2 separate regions of the Homo sapiens genome follow, and region 1 is linked to region 2. A link is a loop called in an ENCODE intact Hi-C map of the cell type or tissue named here. Cell type or tissue: PC-3. All regions are shown on one strand. Each heading gives the region's core, and the rest is flanking DNA. Links, peaks and the distances in the headings are about the cores only.

Evidence for each region. A loop is a pair of places that touch in the nucleus more often than their neighbours do. Peaks named below come from ENCODE experiments on the same cell type or tissue, not always from the same donor. Only the 100,000 strongest peaks of a DNase experiment are listed, where the experiment ranks them.
Region 1: a loop joins it to region 2, with 2.6 times the contacts of the local background. A loop is called at or near these places in 3 of 110 quality-filtered maps.

Annotation. Positions count from the first base shown.
Region 1 is chr4:141,720,099-141,728,098 of GRCh38, forward strand. It overlaps IL15 (interleukin 15), which reads left to right. Exons shown (of 8, transcript NM_000585.5): 4 at 371-468; 5 at 1,826-1,910; 6 at 7,842-7,886. Among named protein-coding and RNA genes, the nearest start is that of IL15, 88 kb to the left of the region's middle. In PC-3, for the core only: no CTCF peak of the experiment used is centred there; no DNase peak of the experiment used is centred there.
Region 2 is chr4:141,847,555-141,860,046 of GRCh38, forward strand. No RefSeq gene overlaps it. Among named protein-coding and RNA genes, the nearest start is that of IL15, 220 kb to the left of the region's middle. In PC-3, for the core only: no CTCF peak of the experiment used is centred there; DNase peaks (open chromatin) are centred at 4,147 and 5,997; H3K4me3 peaks cover 311 bases; H3K27ac peaks cover 3,137 bases.

The DNA of each region.
Region 1 (8,000 bases), core at 1-8,000, 130 kb before region 2:
GCTGTATAAAATATTTTGACCTATTAAAAAAGAAAGAAGGATGAGGAGGAGGTCAAAGATAATATAAAAACTTTAAGTGGTGACATTGGTATGTATGTAAATTAACAAATATGTCAACTTTGTTAAATTATCTTTGACATGCATCTGCAGAAATATCTGTTAAGGAACTTTGTGCATAAGAGACAGAGTTGGAGGTGGGAGAGAAAGTGAAAAAAGATAAATTATAGTTTTATTATTTTTGATAAGGGGCATTAATTATGAAATTATGACAAACTTACATCTTTAGACCTAAAAATATGTTGACATGTTATTTTAAACCTCACTTTTTAACTAAAAAATTTAACCATTTGTCTATGATTATATTTTTCAGAAACCACATTTGAGAAGTATTTCCATCCAGTGCTACTTGTGTTTACTTCTAAACAGTCATTTTCTAACTGAAGCTGGCATTCATGTCTTCATTTTGGGGTAATTTTATCTTTAGGCATAAATAACATTATGTTCATGGTCATGATGATTGTCCTTGGATATATTTTCCATTAAATTAGTTTACGTTCAGTTTGCTTATATCTCTAGGTACTCAGTATCTGGGGGATAGAAGGCAGACTACAGAGATTTAGAGAGGTTTGGTAAACACCTAACTGAGCATTTTTCTACATTGTGGTAATAGTCCAAACAAGCATTATAGCCCTCAAATAAATTGGGCCTTTTGATATTTAACTGAACTTGGAAGTATACCACTTATTGATAGACTACATATTTTTCATGGCAATTAAAAGTAGATATTTAGAATTTGCTTATGTTACTTTTTTATCTGTCCCTGACACTGACTCCTCCTATCCCTTGATCTTTATCCTAGTTCAGTTTAAAACATTTCTTTCTTTATTTAAGCCTTTTGTTGTTTCCTTCTAATAAAATTCATATGTTTCCATGACTATTAACTTTTTTCTTCTCTCTTAGATGCAGCTAATATACCCAGTTGGCCCAAAGCACCTAACCTATAGTTATATAATCTGACTCTCAGTTCAGTTTTACTCTACTAATGCCTTCATGGTATTGGGAACCATAGATTTGTGCAGGTAATTCTTCATCATAAGACAGATTAGTGTTGACTATCATGCTTCTGTGTAAGATCCATCAGGAAGTGAGTGATTATTTTTCCTCAAGCTCTAAGCATCATTCCAATGTTACTTGGTCAGTATAAGTGTATTTTGTCTGGATATTAAATTTTAATTTTTATGAAATTTGTGAAAGTGAGTAAGTATATGATCATTCAGCCTACACTGGAATGAAGTCTGTACTGTTTATGGAGAAAGCTGCTGCAAGCATAGTAAGAGTGTGAGCAACATGAAAGGGGCATGTTTAATGTAGTGTAAAAAAAATTTACTATCAAAATCATTACATGAAAATGATTATTACTCATTTTAAGAATTTTACCTATTTATTAGACTTCAAAGTCTCTGTAAATCTCTACTTAAAGGAAACTAGTAATTCATTCAAAATCATTTATTGAGCATTGCCACACATCTGGCACTGCTTCTATTTCATTGTGATAAATTGAGCCAGTTTATTTATAAAGTATGCCTACAGTTAGGCTTTTCTCTAATCCGGGTTGGTGAAGCCTCAAGTTATCATAAAATGCCAAAATTGTACTATATGCTCAATGTTTATGTTCAGTTACAAGGCTGTTGAATGCACAGAAGCAAGGATAACACTGATTTTTTCACTGGTCAGAATAAAAATTATTGATTGCTCTTTTGCTTATAGTATTCATCAAGATGAATAGGCTCCTTCAAAATGCTTTGCTCTATGGTTTTTCTTTCAGCTGTTTCAGTGCAGGGCTTCCTAAAACAGAAGCCAACTGGGTGAATGTAATAAGTGATTTGAAAAAAATTGAAGATCTTATTCAAGTGAGTACTCATTTTTCCATAAAATGCCTGGTATAACTGCTATGGAGTTTGTCTCTCTCTGTGTTTTTCTGTCTGTCTTAAGGAAACCACACTTGAAACAATAATATTTTTGTAGAAATTTATGATCTTATAAAGCTCAAAAAGAAGTCTTTTCCTTACTGTTTTAGAATCTAATTATCTTTAAAACGTAATTTATAAGCGGCCCAGACGGATGAGTTCTAGTCTGCACAGGTGAGGTATTCTCTTCCTCTATCTGGAGAAGCCAGATATCTTGGTGGCACCTGCAGGGAGAATGGCTTGACCCAGGGAACAGCTGTTGTTGCTTGTGGACTAAAGGCCCTCTTCTCCCACCTCAAGAAAACAGGTGGCCTGACCTAAGGAAGTGATTTTTGCCATAGCAGGTAATACCAGCTTCAGTGGAAGTCTCGATGGCACCAAGCATACCAAAATAGCACCACAAAGTTCTGAAAACTAAATTGTCATTGGAATCACAGCATTAAAAAATAGGTTAGAACTTGCATGCTAAATCCAAACAACCTGACTGCATGTTAAAATAGAAGATTTAAATAGGACCAGAGTGTCCTAACATAATAGACATGAAGCCAAGATACAATTGGAAATCACCCATTGTAACAAGAAATAGGAAAGTTACAACTTAAATGAGAAAATATAGTCAACAGATTACAAAATTGAAGTGGATCAGATGTTGGAATTCTCTGACATAGATTTGAAAGCAGACATTATAAAAAGTGCTTGAAAAAGCAATTACAAATGCCCTTGAAGCAAATGAAAAACTAAATGCCTTAACAAAGAAATAGAAGATATGAAAGGAACCATATAGAAATTATATAACTGAAAATATAACTGAAATATAAAGCAAACTGTAAAGGCTCATTAGCAGAATGAATGACAGAGGAATGATAGTTAATTTGACAACAGAATACTAGAGAGACAGTTGACTTAAGAAAAAAAAAGCATCACTGATCTTGACGACAGTAACAAAAGATTCAGCATTCCTATGGTTAGTATCACAGGAGAGTATGAGAATACACCAAGTAAAAGAGAGAGATTGGTTGAATTCATAACAAAACACCACCCATCTATACTATCTATAAGCAGTTCACTTCTAGTACAATGACATACATAGGTTGAAATTTAAAAAGACAGAAAAAGATATAGCATACTATAATGGGTTGAATAGTGTCCCCCCAAATTTCACATCCTCTTGGAACCTTAAAATGTGATCTTATTTTGAAATAATATCTTTGCAAATATAATTAATGAAATTAAGATGAGATCATACTAGAGTAGGGGGGGCCCTAAATCCAATGACAAGTGTCTTTATTAGAAAAGGAAAGGACACAGAGTAACTCACTGGGAAGAAAGCCATGTGAAGACAGAGGAAGAGATCAGAGTGATGCGGCTATAAGCCAAGGAAGGCCAGAGATTGCCAGGATCCACCAGAACCTTGGGGAAGTCAAGAAAGCATTCTTCTCTAGACCCCTCAGAAGGAACATGGCCCTACCAACACCTTGACTTTGGACTTCCAGTCTCCAGAACTGTAAATGAATAGATTTCTGTTGTTTTAAACCACCCACCTTGTGGTAGTTTATTACAGCAGCTCTAGACTGATACACATGCATACATTAATTATAAAAAGCAGAAGTGGCTATATTAACATCAAAGTTAATGTTATTAACATAAAGTAGACTTCACAGAAAATAAAGTTGCTATAATCCAGAGGGATATTACAAAATGATAAAAAATAAATCTGTGAGGAAAACATAATGTTCTTAAATGTATACACATCAAACAACGAAGACTCAAAATTTGTGAAACAAAAAATAATAGGGATAAAAGAGAAATAGACAAATCCACAATTATTCTTGAGGACTTCACTGCCTCCTCCTCAGTAACTAATGGAAGTACTAGACAGAAAATCAGAAAGGGCATAAAAATACAATATAACCAACCAACAGGATCTAATTTAATACATAGAGCACTACACCCAACAACAGCAGAATATACTTTCTTTTATCAAGACTAAATATATACTGAGCCATAAAAGAAACTTTAAAAATTTTTTCAGAACTTAAATCATGCAGAATTTGTTCTCAAACCACAATGGAATCAAACCAGAAATCAAGAAATTAAATACAACGGGCAAATCTCCAAATGCTTGGAAATTAAATACTATACCTCTATATAATCCATGGGTCAAAGAGTAAATCTCAAAGGATATTCATAATACATAGAATGAAAAAAAATGAAATACAGCATATCAAGATATATGTGATGTGGCTAAAGCAATACTGACAGGACATTTTTTAAAATCAAATGAATACATTAGAAAAAAAGGAGAATTATCAAATCAAAAATCTAAGTTACTGCTTCAAGAAACTAGAAGAAGTAGAGCAAAACAAATTCAATACAAGCAGAACAAAGAAAATATTTAAATATAAGAGCCAAAATTAATGAAGTTGAAATCAAGAAAACAATAGAAAAAATTAATGAAACATAAAACTGGTTATTTGGAAAATCAATACAATTGATCTTTAATTGACAGAAATAAGAGAGAAGACACAAATCTCAGGAATGAAATTTGGGGCTGTCACTACAGAATCTGCAGTCATTAGAAGGATAATAAGAAAAACTATGAACAATTTTATGCTCACAAATCTGATAACTTAGAGGAAATGGACCAATTCTTCAGAAACCACAAACTACCAAAACATAATGAAGATGAAATAGACAATCCAAACACTCATATAATCACTAAATACATTGAATTCATCATACACAAGCTCCCAAAAAGGGACCTTCAAGCCTGCTGGTTACACTGAATCATTCTATCAAATATTTACAGAAGCATTAACAACAATTGTACAGTCTCTTCTAGAAAATAGAAGAGGAAGGAACATTTTCCAGTTGATTTTAGGAGGCCAGTATTACTGTGATGCTAAAACCAAATAAAGATATTACTAAAAAAGACAACTACAAAAATATCTCCCATTAACTTAGATATTAAAATGCTCTATAAAATATTAACAAATCAAATTCAGCAATGTATAAAAAGAATTATACACCATGACCGAGTGAGATTTATTTCAGGTACACAAGTCTTGCTCAATTATTTGAAAGTCAAGCAATGTAATCTACCCTATCAACAGGCTAAAGAAGAAAATCATATGTAGAAAAGGTATCTGATAAAATGCAACACCTCTCATGGCCTGTGTCCCTCCCTATGCCTCCTGGATTTATATGTTGAAGTACTAATTGCCAGTATATCAAAATGTGACTGTATTTTGAGATAGGGTCAGTTAAAATGAGGTCATGAGGGCAGGTCCTACTGCAATATGACTGGTATCTTTAGAAAAACAGATAAGGGTATAGATACACAGAGATAGAAAACCATGTGAAGACACTGGGAGAAAATGGCCACCTATAAGCCAAGGAGGGAGGACTCCAAAGAAACCAACACTGCTGGTACCCTGATTTCAGACCTCTAGCCTCCTGAATTGTGAGAAAATAAAGTTCTATTATTTAAGTCACCAAGTCTGTGGTACTTTTTATAGCAGCCCTAGCAGACTGATATAAACACCTATTGAAGATAAAATTTCTTAGAAAGTAGGTGTGGAGAACTGCCTCAACTTGGTACAAAACATGTTCAAAAAGTCTAGAGCTACCATACTTAATGGTGAGTACAAGACTGAATGTTTTTCTGCTAGGACTGGAAACTAAGCAGGGATATCTTCTCTCACCACTTTTACTCAACATAATTGTCTGAGTTTTCTGTTGCTTATAACAGAGTACTTGAAATGCATAATTTATAAAGAAAGGAATTTATGTCTTATGGTTATGAGACTGAAAAGTTCAAGGTTGAGGAGCCACATCTGGTGAGGGCCTTCCTGCTGGTGGGGGCTCTCTGGAGTCCAGAGGTGACAAAAAGCATCACATGGCGAGGGGCTGAATGTACTCATGTGCTAGCTCAGGTCTCTCTTCCTCTTCTTATAAAACTACCGGTTCCCTTTCCGTAATAACACATTGATACTCTAATCCATTCATGAGGGCAGAGCCATTGTGATCCAATTACCTCTTAAAGCCCCACCTCTCAATACTGCCACATTGGGGATTAAGTTTCAATCTGAATTTTGGAGGGGACATTCAAACCACAGCAATAATATTGGAAGTTTAGCCAAATTATGAAGCAGGAGAGAAAAAATGTATGAGAAAAAAATAAATAAAAGGCACACAGATTGGAAAGGAAAATTATACATCACCCCAAGTTTTTTGGAGAGAAAGTAGTAAAAATGGGTATATTTTGTTTAGAAAGTAATGCAAATTAAAACCACAATGACATATTATTACATGCAGCTATAAGCGTATACAGAATAAAAAATAGTGATGATGCTAAGTAAATATAAATGAACAAGGGTGATAATGCTGGCAAGGATGTGGAGAAACTGGATCATTCATACATTGCTGGTGATGATGTAAAATGATACAGGCACTGTATAAAATAGTTTGGCAGCATCCTATGAAACAAAACATGCATTTGCCTTACAATCCAACAATTGTGCTCTTAGACATTCATCCTTGATAAATGAAAACTACGTGCACACAAAAATATGTACATGAATGTTCACAGAGATTTTTTCATGACTGCCAAAAACTGGAAACAGATGTGCTTCAGTTGGTAAAATCTGTGATATATCATGTCAGGGAATACTACAGAGCAATAAAAAGGAACAAACTAGTGATACCCACAAGTTAGGTGGATCTCCAGGGTATTATGATGAGTGAAAAAAGCCAGTCTTCATAAAGAAACTGTGGTACATTTATAAAATAGAATATTATCCAGTGATAAAAAGAAATAAGCTATCAAGCCATGAAAAGAAATGGAGAAACCTTCAAAGTCATATTGTTGAGTGAAAGATGGGGACGCCAATCTGAAAAGGCTTCACACTGTATGATCCCAACTATGACATTTTGAAAAAGGCAAAGCTATGGAGACAATAAAAAGATCAGTGGTTGCTAGGGGTTTGGAGGGAAGGAGAAATGGCTAGGCAGAGCACAGGCTACTTTTAAAGCAGTGAAAATATTAATATATGATGATGGGTGGCATTATACATTTGTCAAAACCTGTAAAACATACAACACAAATAATGAGCCCTAATATTCTGTACACTTAAGATCATAATAGTGATTCACCAACTATAACAAACACACCACACTAATGCAAGATATTAACAATAGGGAAACTGGGGTGGAGAACAAAGGGGTGTATAAGTCTCTGTACTTTCTGCTAGTTTTTCTGTAAACCTAAATGGCTCATAAAAATGTCTATCAATTCTTTTAAAAGCTAATTTCAGAAGGTTACATATGATATGAGTCCGTTTACATAATATTCTTGAAATGACAAAATTATAGGCATGGAGAGCAGAGAAGTGGTTGCCAGAATTTAGAGAGATTGGGTGATGATGAGGTATGTATGGGGAGAAAGGTGACTTTGGTTATGAAAGAATAGCAGCAGAATCCTTGTGGTGATGAAACTATTTTGTGTCTTAACTGTGGTGGTGGTGATGTGAATCTATGCAAATGATAAAATTGCATAAAACTTCACACATATGCAAGCACACACACTGTGGCACATAAAACTTGTGAAATCTGAACAAGGTGAGTGCATTGTATTAATGTCAATTTTCTGATTGTAATACTGTACTGTGGTTATGGAAGACATTACCACTGGGAGAAGCTTGTTGAAGGGTACACAGGATCTCTCTGTATTTACTCTTACAGTTTCATATGAATTTTAAATTATCTCAAAATAAAAAAAGAATTAAAAACAATTTAATGTTTTCAGTAGGTTGTTCTCATAATATTTAAAGCAGGGCATAGTTTTTAATATTGTCTAATTTTGTTTCCTTTCAGTCTATGCATATTGATGCTACTTTATATACGGAAAGTGATGTTCACGTGAGTATACTTTTTTTCAAAATTGCTATTTGTCTTGTTATTAAAGTTTTTAAAAGTATATTTTTGTAACAACTAAAATATGGTAGTTTTAAAATCTAACTTTTGGTGTGTTTC
Region 2 (12,492 bases), core at 2,796-10,795:
GTCCACATATGACCTGGAAGATGCCCCCCATCCTCTGCCACCCCACAGCTTTGAGCTGTTTCACTTTTCCAGAGCAAATCAATGTACACCTTACACGTATTGATTGATGTTTGCCTATAACTTCTGTTCTCTAAAATGTATAAAATCAAGCTGTAACCCAACTACCTTGGGCACATGTTCTCAGGACCTCCTGTGGCTGTGCTGTGGGCCTTGGTTACTCATATTTTTCTGAGAATAAACCTTTTAAAATATTTTACAGAGTTTGACTCTTTTGGTCAAACAAGAATTTGTTCTATTAGATCTTGGTTCACCAATCTGACCCAAGCCTTCATAACATTGCCTGTTTCTTGACTAAAAAAAAATTTGGAAATCTTCAGTCAGTCCCCTGGTATCCAAAAGTCTATGCCTTGAATTAGCTGGTAGTCTTTTCTATGATGTTCTGAGAACATGATTCTTTTCTGAGGACCAAATTCCTAAACTGTAGCTTATAATGAGTCCTCAGGTAAACATGAGAGTATAAATCATCTGTTGGTGATTAATTTATTACATTAAGCAACATTGTAAGATTCAATGGGAGTAAAATTCTCTGTTGGGTTATAATAGATAGTGATATCATAAAGATTTGATCCATGTTTCCTCTAAAGGTAAAACATATTATGAACTGTGAGAGCATTGCCTAAATCCTGGAGCCTTCCAATTCTTTCTATAATGGGGATGTAAGTAAGAATTAAAAAATCTCCAGACCCCAAGCCGTCTTGTGCAAAAGAGAAGATAATTGCAGCATCCTTTTCCAAGTGAATATCTGCTCCTAACATGCCTCAGCCAGATTCCCATGGAAAGGCAAAAGGTCTGAGGCATCTGCTGAAGGACAGCCTCTACAGATCATTCATAAGTAAATTCTTCGCTGGCCTCTCATAAATGAGGATATGCCAATTGTAACTTTAAGTCTACAATCTAAGTCTAGCTCCTATTATAAAACTAGAGTCTCTTCAATTCCACACTGTTAATATCTATTATAATCTTATCATCCCAGGTGCAGAATGAAGACAAAGACTGCATAATTGAGTCTTCTTTTATTCACTTTTTCTCTTTAAATATTTACCTTATTTTATGTAAAATGTAGGTTTACTAGGCATTAAGTAAATCTTGTAACCATTTGCCTTACAGCCTACCTTCTCCTCTTCCTAGGTGCCTTCTCCCTGTGCCCTTTAAGGAAATGTATAAATACTAAACCTCCTGAAAACCTCTCTGGAAAATCAGCCACTTATGTGTCTGTGGCTGTTTTTCCCAGATGCACCCTAAAGCTGGCTTAATAAACCTCAATTGAGACTTATGCCTCAGTCACTCATTTTGATTGTTTGGGATACTCACTGAAATGTATTTGTATTAGTATATTTCCCCATACAAAACTAATTTAGAAAAAGTTCCGTGTCTCTTGATTTCACAGCTCTTCCTATGCAGCTCTTACAATAGGGTAGAACTAATTAAGAAATACCAAGTACATCCAATAAGAACTAATTAAGAAATATCAAGTATATCAAACAACCTAATTATTACTAGTATTTCTCCCTTAATAAGGTGAAAGAAGGACCTCTATAGTTATCCAGAGACTTTTGGAATACCCCAAACATTATTTATGTATAAAAGATATCTTGATATTAATCTCTTTGAATGTACAATCTCTTTTTAAGGAGGACTAAATCAAAAGAATTATCAGAGGAGATTAGACACTTGATTAAGAGAGAAACATGGGTGACTAAGAAAAATAAATGGGTGTAGCCTGGCTACCTATTAATCATAATGTCAAAAGAATATTTTAAAATAGATATAGCAAAAGGTAACCTAATTCTAAGAGACCTTAGCTCTTTCAGAAATAACTTTTTAAAAAATGATGAAGGGTAGATAATCAAAGCAAGGAAAATGCACAAAAAAAAGTTATTCTGATGAGGTGCAACATTTCTGTTGTATGGAAAATTACACAAAAGTTAAAAATTAACCTTTTATCATTTCTTGTTCAGAGGAACTGAGTACTACAAGGCCTTGGTAGTAAAGAATTCACAATTTTTTTTTCCTTGATAAGAAAACTCATCAAAAGTGTACCAACACATTCCATTGCTTCTTTTCAGACTCATACTTTTTGGGGATATAACCCCAGACCAAAAAAAAGTTTATTTTCCTAAAACCTTACACAACGTTCTATATCTACTTATCTTGACACATTATTTTAGAATAAAACTATTATCTTTTTCCTTTAAAAAAACAAGAACACATTTCATTACCTTGAATACAATGGTTATATTTATTTGCCATAATTTTTCCATTTAGAGTCATGCTCATCTATGGCAATTAAAACTTTCAACCAAAGTACAAAGTTCTACTTCACAACAAAAAGTGGGAGGCAGGATTGAGAACTCTCTGTCTTACACAAGTATTTTGGCAGACCAGAGAAACTCATGAGTACACATTACACAACCTCTAAAATCACACGTTCCTTTGACACTCTTAAAGTGGCAAAAATAAAAATGTTCTTGAACATATCTCAAAGGTATAGTCACTCTGTAACATTTTAAATAAAAACTATGCTTGGTAACCAAATTTTCAGTATTCTGTGTTGCTTAGAAATTATCCATGCCTCCAAAGATTATGTATTAATTATGGTATTAATCAAGATTTTAAATTTAACTCAGAATCCTGGTTGGTTTAGATTGACAAATGGAAAAATAACACAATCACTATTGATATCTAAAAGTTTGCTGGAATTATAATTTGGTTAACTGAATACATAATTTGATGTGTTTTATAATCTTAATGTTTATATGGAAGAGTATTCATTAATCTGAACAATAAACCAATATAGAATTTTAGGACATTCATATTAACAGTCTTTTTGTGAGAAAACAAACCCAAATCTTATAAAAAAAGGTTTATTCTATACTTTACACTGAAAAAAGTCAGGAAAAAGATATATAACTGTTTTTAAAACTCATTGAGCCAATCTCATTTTTTCCGTGGATGCATTTTGAACATATGAATGTGAATTGCTACATAAATAAATTACTGAGCTATTGCTGAGAGAAGTTTTTCTTTCTTAACCCTAAAAGCTTAGATAGTTTCTCTAGAGTGGAATTCCTCACTGAACCACAGAACAGAGAAAATAATTTGAGTGACTATTTTTTCAATTCTCCCAAGGATAGTACATACCTAATAGTAATGTAGATGCATCAGAGAAAAGTTAATTATATACAAAGGATGCCTTAGGAAATTAGGGCTTTATTCTCTGGTGGAGGGGGAGAAACCAATAATAGTATATACCAAGCAATAGAAATTTTTTCCTGGGAACTCTTTGTTTTCTTGTGTTATGTACACTGTATGTTTGGTAATATCCTTTTCATGGCCGGAACCAGCACACTGACACTCAGATAGATGAAAGGCAGGACTCTTTGTTACTTACACTTCCCAACAAGAGAAGCCTGCTGATAGAGACAAGAGGCAGCCAAGGGTACCCAGCAAAACCCCGCCTTCAAGCCTGAAACAGCCTGAAGGCTGAAAACCCAGACTGCTGGTCTCAGATGAAGCCTGCCCTTTCCCAACTGATTCTCTCTGAACATTGCCCACCTGTGCACTGGGAGGACGGAGTGGAGCCTCGGGAAGTTCAAGCCATTTGCAGCAGGGAGGAGACTGGTGTTTTCATTTCCTGGGTGGGAACCTGGGATTCAATCAGTGAGGTGGGAAACCTGCTAGCAGGATTCTCTCTCACTTTGCTGAGAGTTATTTTTCCTTTTTCCTTTTCTCCAAATAAATTCTGCTCCTCACCCTTCTATGTGTCCGCAAGCCTAATATTTCCTGGTCACATGACAAGAACCCAGTTTTAGCTGAACTAAGGAGAAAGGTCTGCAACACTGCCAGGCATGGCCACACGAGGTGGTGCCCTGTGACAGGTGGCAACAAGCTGTGGCTGTAAGGGGCAGCTCAGGTCTTGCAGTTCTGGTGGGATTAGCTGGGTTTCACAGGCTCCCTGGATAGGATAATTTGAATGATTTTGGTGGGTTCTGGGGCTTAAGGTGTGTCCCTAGTTGTCTGGTACCTGGCCTCAGGGAAATTAGGGAGGATGTATGATGGCCTAATGTGGAAAGTGGTTAAGCAACTTACTCAACTGCTTAAGATGGAGAACAGACTGGCCTCTAGCCAGAGCCTTAAAACTGAGTCATGACAGCATTTAAAAATATATATATTATACTTTTATTAGTCTCTATAAGCTACTTAGAAACAGAGATCTTTCATTTAATAGAATTTATAATTCTGCTTATTCACATACTTTGAAAATAGGAAAATATTTTAAGCTCAGACAATAAGAAGCAAAAGTTTTGCTTAATTATTGGCACATAGACACACAGACTGTGTTTAGTCAGTTTGGACTGCCATCACAAAATACTCTAGATGGGGTGGCTTACATACGTAAACAATAAAAGTTCATTTTCTCACAATCCTGGAGGCTGGAAGTCTGATATTAGGGTGCCAGAATGGTAGGCTTCTATTAAGGGCCTGCTTTCTGGCTTACAGATGGCCAGCCACCTCCTCACTGTTTTCTCACATGGTGGAGAGAAAGTAAGCTCTCTGGTGTGTCCTCTCATAAGGGCACTGATCTCATCAAGAGGGTCCTACCCTCATGACCTCATCTAAACCTAATTACCTCCCAAAGACCCCATCTCCAAATACCATTACATTGAGGGATAGGAATTCAACATATGAATTTGGTGGGCGACAAACTTCAGTCCATGGCAGACAGCATGCAGCTTCAGACAAGCAACTTCAGCTATGGACCAAAAGTAAATGCAGTCAAATGCTTTGTTGCTAAATCCAATAGTCAATTCTTTTTTTTTTTTTTTTTTTTTTTTTTTGAGACGGAGTCTTGCTCTGTCTCCTAGGCTGGAGTGTAGTGGCGCAGTCTCGGCTCACTGCAAGCTCCACTTCCCAGGTTCATGCCATTCTCCTGCCTCAGCTTCCTGAGTAGCTGGGACTATAGGCGCCTGCCACCACGCCCGGCTAATTTTTTTTTTTTTTTTTTTTTTTTTTTTTTTTTTGTATTTTTAGTAGAGAAGGGGTTTCACTGTGTTCTCCAGGATGGTCTCGATCTCCTGACCTCGTGATCTGCCCGCCTCGGTCTCCCAAAGTGCTGGGATTACAGGCGTGAGCCACCACACCCAGCCTAGTCAATTCTTAATCCTCATCTCAATCTACTACGAGCCTTTGGCCCAGGTTTGTCTTTTTCAACATACTTTAATACTTTTTTTTTCTTCACCTGAGACAGAATTTTTCCTCTCAGCTTACCTGAAGGAAAGTCCGAAGTGCAGATGAAAACATCTGTAAAGCAATAATAATAATAATAATAAAGTAAATGCAGGACAAACAATCTCACTGGTTAAGATCCCAAAGTACAGATCTCAAAAAACATATCTGGTAACCATCACATACTTTCTTTTTCTTTTTTTTTTTTTTTGAGATAGAGACTCACTCTATCACCCAGGCTGGAGTGCAGTGGCACGATCTCAGCTCACTGCAACCTCCACCCCCTGGGTTCAAGCTATTCTTCTGCTTCAGCCTCCTGAATAGCTGGGATTACAGGCACCTGCCACCGTGCCCGGCTAATTTTTGTATTTTTAGTAGAGACTGGGTTTCACCATCTTGGTCAGGCTGGTCTTAAACTCCTGACCTCGTGATCCACCCACCTCAGCCTCCCAAAGTGCTGGGATTATGGCGTGAGTCCAAATGTACATAATAGTAAACATGCTATGCGAGAAAATGTTAACGCAGCAAGCTTGATGTTTCCTAATTCTCACATTTCTGTAGAAGGGCTTGCTTGTGCGGCTGACCTTGACTGGCATCTAAAAATTTGGCTTTTGAAATGTTTCCCACATGACTAATTTATAAAGCTGTTTTGCATGCCTGGGGGCACTGAACTCTAATGTACCAGCCTGTCTACAGTGTTTGTGCAAACAATGTGATTTATGATGAACACCTGCTTTCCTTCTGGGAGTCTGGGCTTTTGGTAATCGCGGCTGGTAGCACAGGTAGAGAGTACCTGCATGACCAACCTCCAATAAAAACTTTCCGCTCTGTCTAAAGCAGGCTTTCCCAGACAGAAACACTTTGTGCATGTTACCACAGTTCATTGCTGGAGGAAGGGGCGTGTATTGCACACCCTCCTGAGGGAGAACTTTGGAAGTTGTGCCTAGATCTCTCCAGATCCCTCCTGATGAGGCTTTTTGTCCTTGCTAATTCTGCTTTATGTCTTAGCTGTAGTAAACTATAGCCATGAGTACAATTAAGGTGCCTGGAGTCCTGTGAGACCTTCTAATGAATCACTGAACATGTATATGAATGACCAGAGGACACTGGAAACATGTACAAACAAAATAACTACAAACCAGATTTCCTATAGTCTCACATTCTTAGATAATAAATGCTCAATGTCCCTAATAGATAACTATGTATTGGCTTTGTGCAAACCAAAACCAGAACCAAAGTTGAACATGAACCAGAAACAAAACAAAAAATCAGAGTAAGGGGAAAAATAAGTTAGCAAAGGTAAATTCTATTGCCACTTTTGATTCATTCAAAAAGAGCAAACCAAAATACAGATGAAGTTGCTGCAAGGAGTACTTGAAGAACAGAGATTTGAATAAGCAATCGAGAAATAAAGTGTGAAATAAGTTTTCTAGGTGAGAAAAAAACTGGTTAATATCTTATAGGGCAATAAAACCATAACTTACGGACTTATCTTTTTAACTGCCAGAAATCATTTGTATCTCTTTCTGAAAAAAATTAACATGTAACTTCACAGAATCTGAGATTTAATCAGTGTTACTTAGAAACTCAAACAAAGATATATCATAGAGAATTCTTAGGTGGATCTGTTAGGCAATGGCCCAGAATAACATTAAGAAGACACACAGTCATCCTTTTGCTCTATTTTGAAGTTTTGGATAATTTTTCTTAACAATGTGATAACGAATATACAATAATAAACAATTTCATATTCATAGTATACTGAACAGTATATATGGAAATAATTAAAAAAGAAATTTGTATCAGAAAGTTTATTTATACAACCATAATTCTAACCTTGATAACTTATGACAAAAGATCATTTGGTTAATTGTCATAAATAAATTATATTACCAAATTGTGCTATAAATCATATTATTAAAACATACTATACTAACACTGGAACAAAATAATGAGTAATATATTTTTCAGGGGGACATATCACACTGTATTCTTTGTTATCAAAGTCAATGGAAGATTTAAGTGCTACTTTGAGGTAATGAAGTATAATGGAAAAGGATTCTTCCATAGGATAAGAATTATAATTGCATAAAACCTAACTTTCTGTGAAATAATGTTGTAATGAACTGAATGTGTGTGTGTCCTCAAAATTTATATGCTGAAATCTAATTCTCATGGTGGGTTGTTGCGGGAAGTCAGGGACCCTGAATGGAGAGACTGGCTGAAGCCACCACAGAAGAACATAAATTGTGAAGATTTCATGGACATTTATCAGTTCCCAATATTAATACTTTTATAATTTCTTATGCCTTTCTTTACTGCAATCTCTGAACATAAATTGTGAAGATTTCATGGACATTTATCACTTCCCCAATCAATACTCTTATAATTTCTTATGCCTGTCTTTACTTTAATCTCTTAATCCCATCATCTTCATAAGCTGAGTATGTATGTCACCTCAGGACGCTGTGATGATTGCATTAACTGTACAAATCGTTTGTAAAACATGTGTATTTAACAACATGAAATCAGTGCACTCTGAAAAAGAACAGAATAATGCGATTTTCAGGAAACAAAGGAGATAACCATAAGGTCTGACTGCTGTGGGATTGGGCAGAATAGAGCCATATTTTTCTTCTCGTAGAAAACCTATAGACAGATGTGCGAGTAGGAGAAATATCGCTGAATTCTTTTCCTAGCAAGGAATATTAATAATTGATAGACCTGGGGAAGGAATGCATTCCTGGGGGGAGGTCTATGAATGGCTGCTCTGGGAGTGTCTGTCTTATGTGGTTGAGATAAGGACTGAAATACACCCTGGTCTCCTGCAGTGCCTTCAGGCTTGCTAGGATTGGGAAATTCCAACCTGGTGAATTCTAGTCAGACTGGTTGTCTGCTCTCGAACCCTGTTTCCTGTTAAGATGTTTATCAAGACAATGCATGCACAGCAGGACATGGACCCTCATCAGTAATTCTAATTTTGCCCTTGCCTTGTGATCTTTTATTGCCCTTTGAAGCATGTGATCCTTGTGACATACTCCCTGTTCGTACATCCCTTCCCCTTCTAAAATCCCTAATAAAAACTTACTGGTTTTGTGGCTCAGGGTCGCCATCATTGTCCTACCAATATGTGATGGCATCCCCAGAGGCCCAGCTATAAAATTTCTCTCTTTGTACACTTTCTCTTTATTTCTCAGACTGACCGACACTTAGGGAAAATAGAAAGAACGTATGCTGAAATATTGGGGGCTGGTTCCCCCGATAGTGGGTCCTTTGGGAAGTAATTAGGCTATAAGAATGGAAGGGATTACAGCCCTTATAAAAAGAACTCAGAGAGCTAGCTTGTCCTCTTCCCATCATGTGAGGATGCAATGAGAAGTTAGCAGTCTGCAACCCAGAAGCCCTCACCAAAGCCCTACCATCAGAGTGCCCTAACCTGGCACTCTGATCTCCTACTTCTAGCCTCTTGAACTCTGAAAAATAAATTTCTGTTGTTTATGAGCCACCCAATCTATAGTACTTTGTTAAAGCAGCCCAAACTGACCAAGACAAATGGAGGCAGTTACTACATAGTATTCACAATTGACATGTAATCTGCAACACCTATATCACGTTGCCATAGGATTTCTCAATAATAAAAACAGCTTTCAGTTAATGCATATAGAATAAGATCAAGTTGGATGTCAGAGAAGGAAGGAGGAGAGGTTAATCTATTGCCTTGTTTTGAACAACAACAACAAAAAAAAGCAGGGGAGGGATGTAATAATATATTGTAGGAAAACACTTTATAAAATGAGTAGCTTATCTAGCATTTAGACATTGGCTATTTCATTAAATCTCTAGGAACTGAATTGAAGTTTAATAAACTAATGAGAGGACCTTTGATTTTCCTTGCACCAGAAAACAGAGAATGATGCCTGTGAAATGAAAGGTTTATCATATGTGAGATAGCTTCATCCTGCAAGGAAATTGATATTATGCTTGTTACTTTCTACATGTATTCAAGGACTAGTATCACCATCCACATTTCACAGGTGATCACTGAATATTTTTCAGGAATTTCTTACATTGCTAATGATTAGAAGTTGCTTTTCTCATCATTCCAGTGTATAATCAGGCCAGCATATTTCAGAGAGAAGCGCAATCACAAATCCAGGTTCTGATTAATAGAAAGCTAACAGGTAAGAAATATTTAGCAGAAATTCAAAAATCAAGGGAATAGTAGAAAACTAAAACTGAGACAAATACTGTCATTGTTTGTTTTTAAGATGCCACTGCATATAAATACATGTATCTCTTGATTTTCACACTCCATTTGGAAACCTGCACCCCCTTCTCTCTCCCCAGGGCAATGCAGAGAGGTGCAGTGGACTCAGCTAGGCTGGGAGAGTCAGACACAGCATGGCCTGAGAGGCCCCTCAGCCACTGGAGCCCTATCTTTGCCCCAACCTGCCTGTCTCTGTGCCAGGCTGGATAAGGCACAGGAGAACTTAATTGAGAATAAGCTTCACTCTGTGCTGGGGCTGGTGGGGGTGTTGAAGGAAGAGGAAAAGCTTGAATCTTTAAAAATAGTTGGCCATTTGCAATTACAATTCTTTTCACTCTTAAATATTCAATAGGGAAAAGGACAGGCATGACCTTTGAAAGGGGCTGGTAGTTTTCTGGAAGCTGCTATGGCTGGTTAATAGAAATGAGATACGGTCCAAGTTGCAAAGATGCTAAAATATTTTATAAAGAAAAGGAGATATAACTTGAAAACTGTCACTTTCTTTAGACTTTAGGGGACTGCTGCTTTTCACCCTTCCCATATAACAGAATGCAATGCAGAGAACACAACTTCTTCTTCCCATAGTCCTTTTCATCTGGGTCCTTCTTCTGGCTTCCCTGGTGATCAGCACTGAATGTCAGAGCTGCGACTCTAGCAGTTGTCCTTTGTCAGCAAAGCTTTACCCCATCGGGGGAGTAACTCAGACCTTTAATTTCCTCAAACATCACTCACGGCTCAAGTATTTAAGAAAACCTCATTGAAGACTCAATGGTAACAACCAAACAACAACAACAACAAAACAGGAGAGCTCATTACATGAGAAACTTAAAACTTGATATAAACTCTGATATTTCCCTGATTTTACCCCAACACCTGTTCTTAGAGGGTGATATTATGTAGATCTCTTTTCTCAATCTGAAGTTGCTGGTGTGGTCTATGTCCTACTCATCCTTACTAAAAAGCAGAAAAAAGAAAGAAGAAGAAAGGAAGGAAGGGAAGGGAAGGGAAGGGAAGGAAAGAGAAGGGAAGGGAAGGGAGGCATGCAGGCAGGCAGGCCTCTTTTTTAACAGCTTTTAGTCCACAGCCCCAAATACCTTTATCTGAACCCAGGCCAAAATATTAAAAGTACCCTTATTATAATCTGTTCAGACAACTCAGTTTTAGTTGTTGTCATGGTATTCGTGTTGTTTTGCTGGACTCATGACTTAAAAAATCTTGATCTAAAGCTCAGTCTTTTCATTACTTTTCTAGTAAAGAGTTTTCCCAAGAAAACATCTTATCAGTGCAGTTCCTTCCAATTTAAACAAGAGGCCTCCTCAAGGCTAATTTTCATTTCATTGTATTTTATTGTGTTAAGAACACAACATGAGATCTACTCCCTTCTTAAGAAATTGTTAAGTGTATAGTACATTATTGTTGGTACAATGTTGCACAGTAGATCTCTAGAGCTTATTATTTTGCCTGACTTAAACTTTATGCCTGTTGATTAGCAACCCCATTCTCTCTACCCTCAGGCCCTGGCAACCGCCCTTTCATTGAGTTCATAAATTTGACTATTTTGGACACATCATATATGTGGAATCATACAATGTTTGTCTTTCTGTGACTAGTTTATTTCACTTAGCATACTATTTTCAAGGTTCATCTGCATTGTTGCAAATCACAGAACTCAAAGTGGATTTAAGACTTACATGTAAGGTCCCAAACTGTAAAAGTTCTAGAGGAAACACAGGGGAAAAAAACTTCACGGCAATGTTCTTGGGGATGATTTTATGCATATGACACCAAAAGCATAGGCAACAAAAACAAAAACAGACAAGTGAAATGACATCAAACTAAAAATCTTCTATACAGCAAGATAAACAATCAATAGAGTGAAAGGGCAACTAATAGAATGGGAAAAATATTTGCAAACCATATGTCTGATAAGAGGTTATAATCCAAAGTACATAAGGAAATTCTACAACTCAATAGTAAAATAAATAAATAAATAAATAAATAAATAAATAAACAAACAAACACCTCTTTAAAATGGGCTAAGGAGAATGGACATTTCTCAACAGAAAACATAAAAATGGCCAACAAGTGTGTGAAAAGTTGCTCAACATCACTAATCATTAGGGAAATGTAAATCAAAACCATAATGAGATATCACCTCATACATGCTACAATGGCCATTATAAATAAAACCAAAGCAAAACAAGACAAAAAAATGAGTAAATAATATGTGTACACAAGGATATGGAGAAATTGGGACCCTTATACACTGTTGGTGAGAATGCAAAATGGTACAGCCACTAGGGAAAACAGCATGGAGATTCCTCAAAAAATTAAAAATAGAACTACCATATGATCCAGCAATTCTACTTCTGGTTCAATTCACTAGAATTGAAATCAGGTTTTTGAAGAGATATTAGCACTCTTATGTTCATTGCAGCATTATTCATAATAGCCAAGATGTGAAAATAACCAAAATATTAAAACTTAAACTGTCACATTAATCATTTTAAAAGTTTATTTGAGCAAACAGCAATTTATGAATTGGACAGCACTCAATTGTGGTGCTAGTTGGTCGGGGAGGAAAGGTTTCAAAGACAGGGTTTTATAAGGTGAGTGGGAAAGCAAAGCAAAGAAAATAATTGTTTACAGTTATGTAGTTGCCTTATTTGGATTACCCAGTGGAAATTTCTAGTTATGCAGTTTGAAGTTAGTGGTTTCTGATTGATTAAGTTTAAATTTTATCTCTCTCTAAGTTAGTTACAAGGAAGGCATTCAAGTTAGATTTAGGTTGCTTATATTGGATCTCAGGGCACTGAAGCTGCCTCAGGTGAATTGCCTCCTATTTAGTTATTTTAGCAATGTTTATTGACAGATAAATGAATAAACAAAGTGTGATATGTCCACACAGTGGAATATTATTCAGCCTTTTAAATAAACAA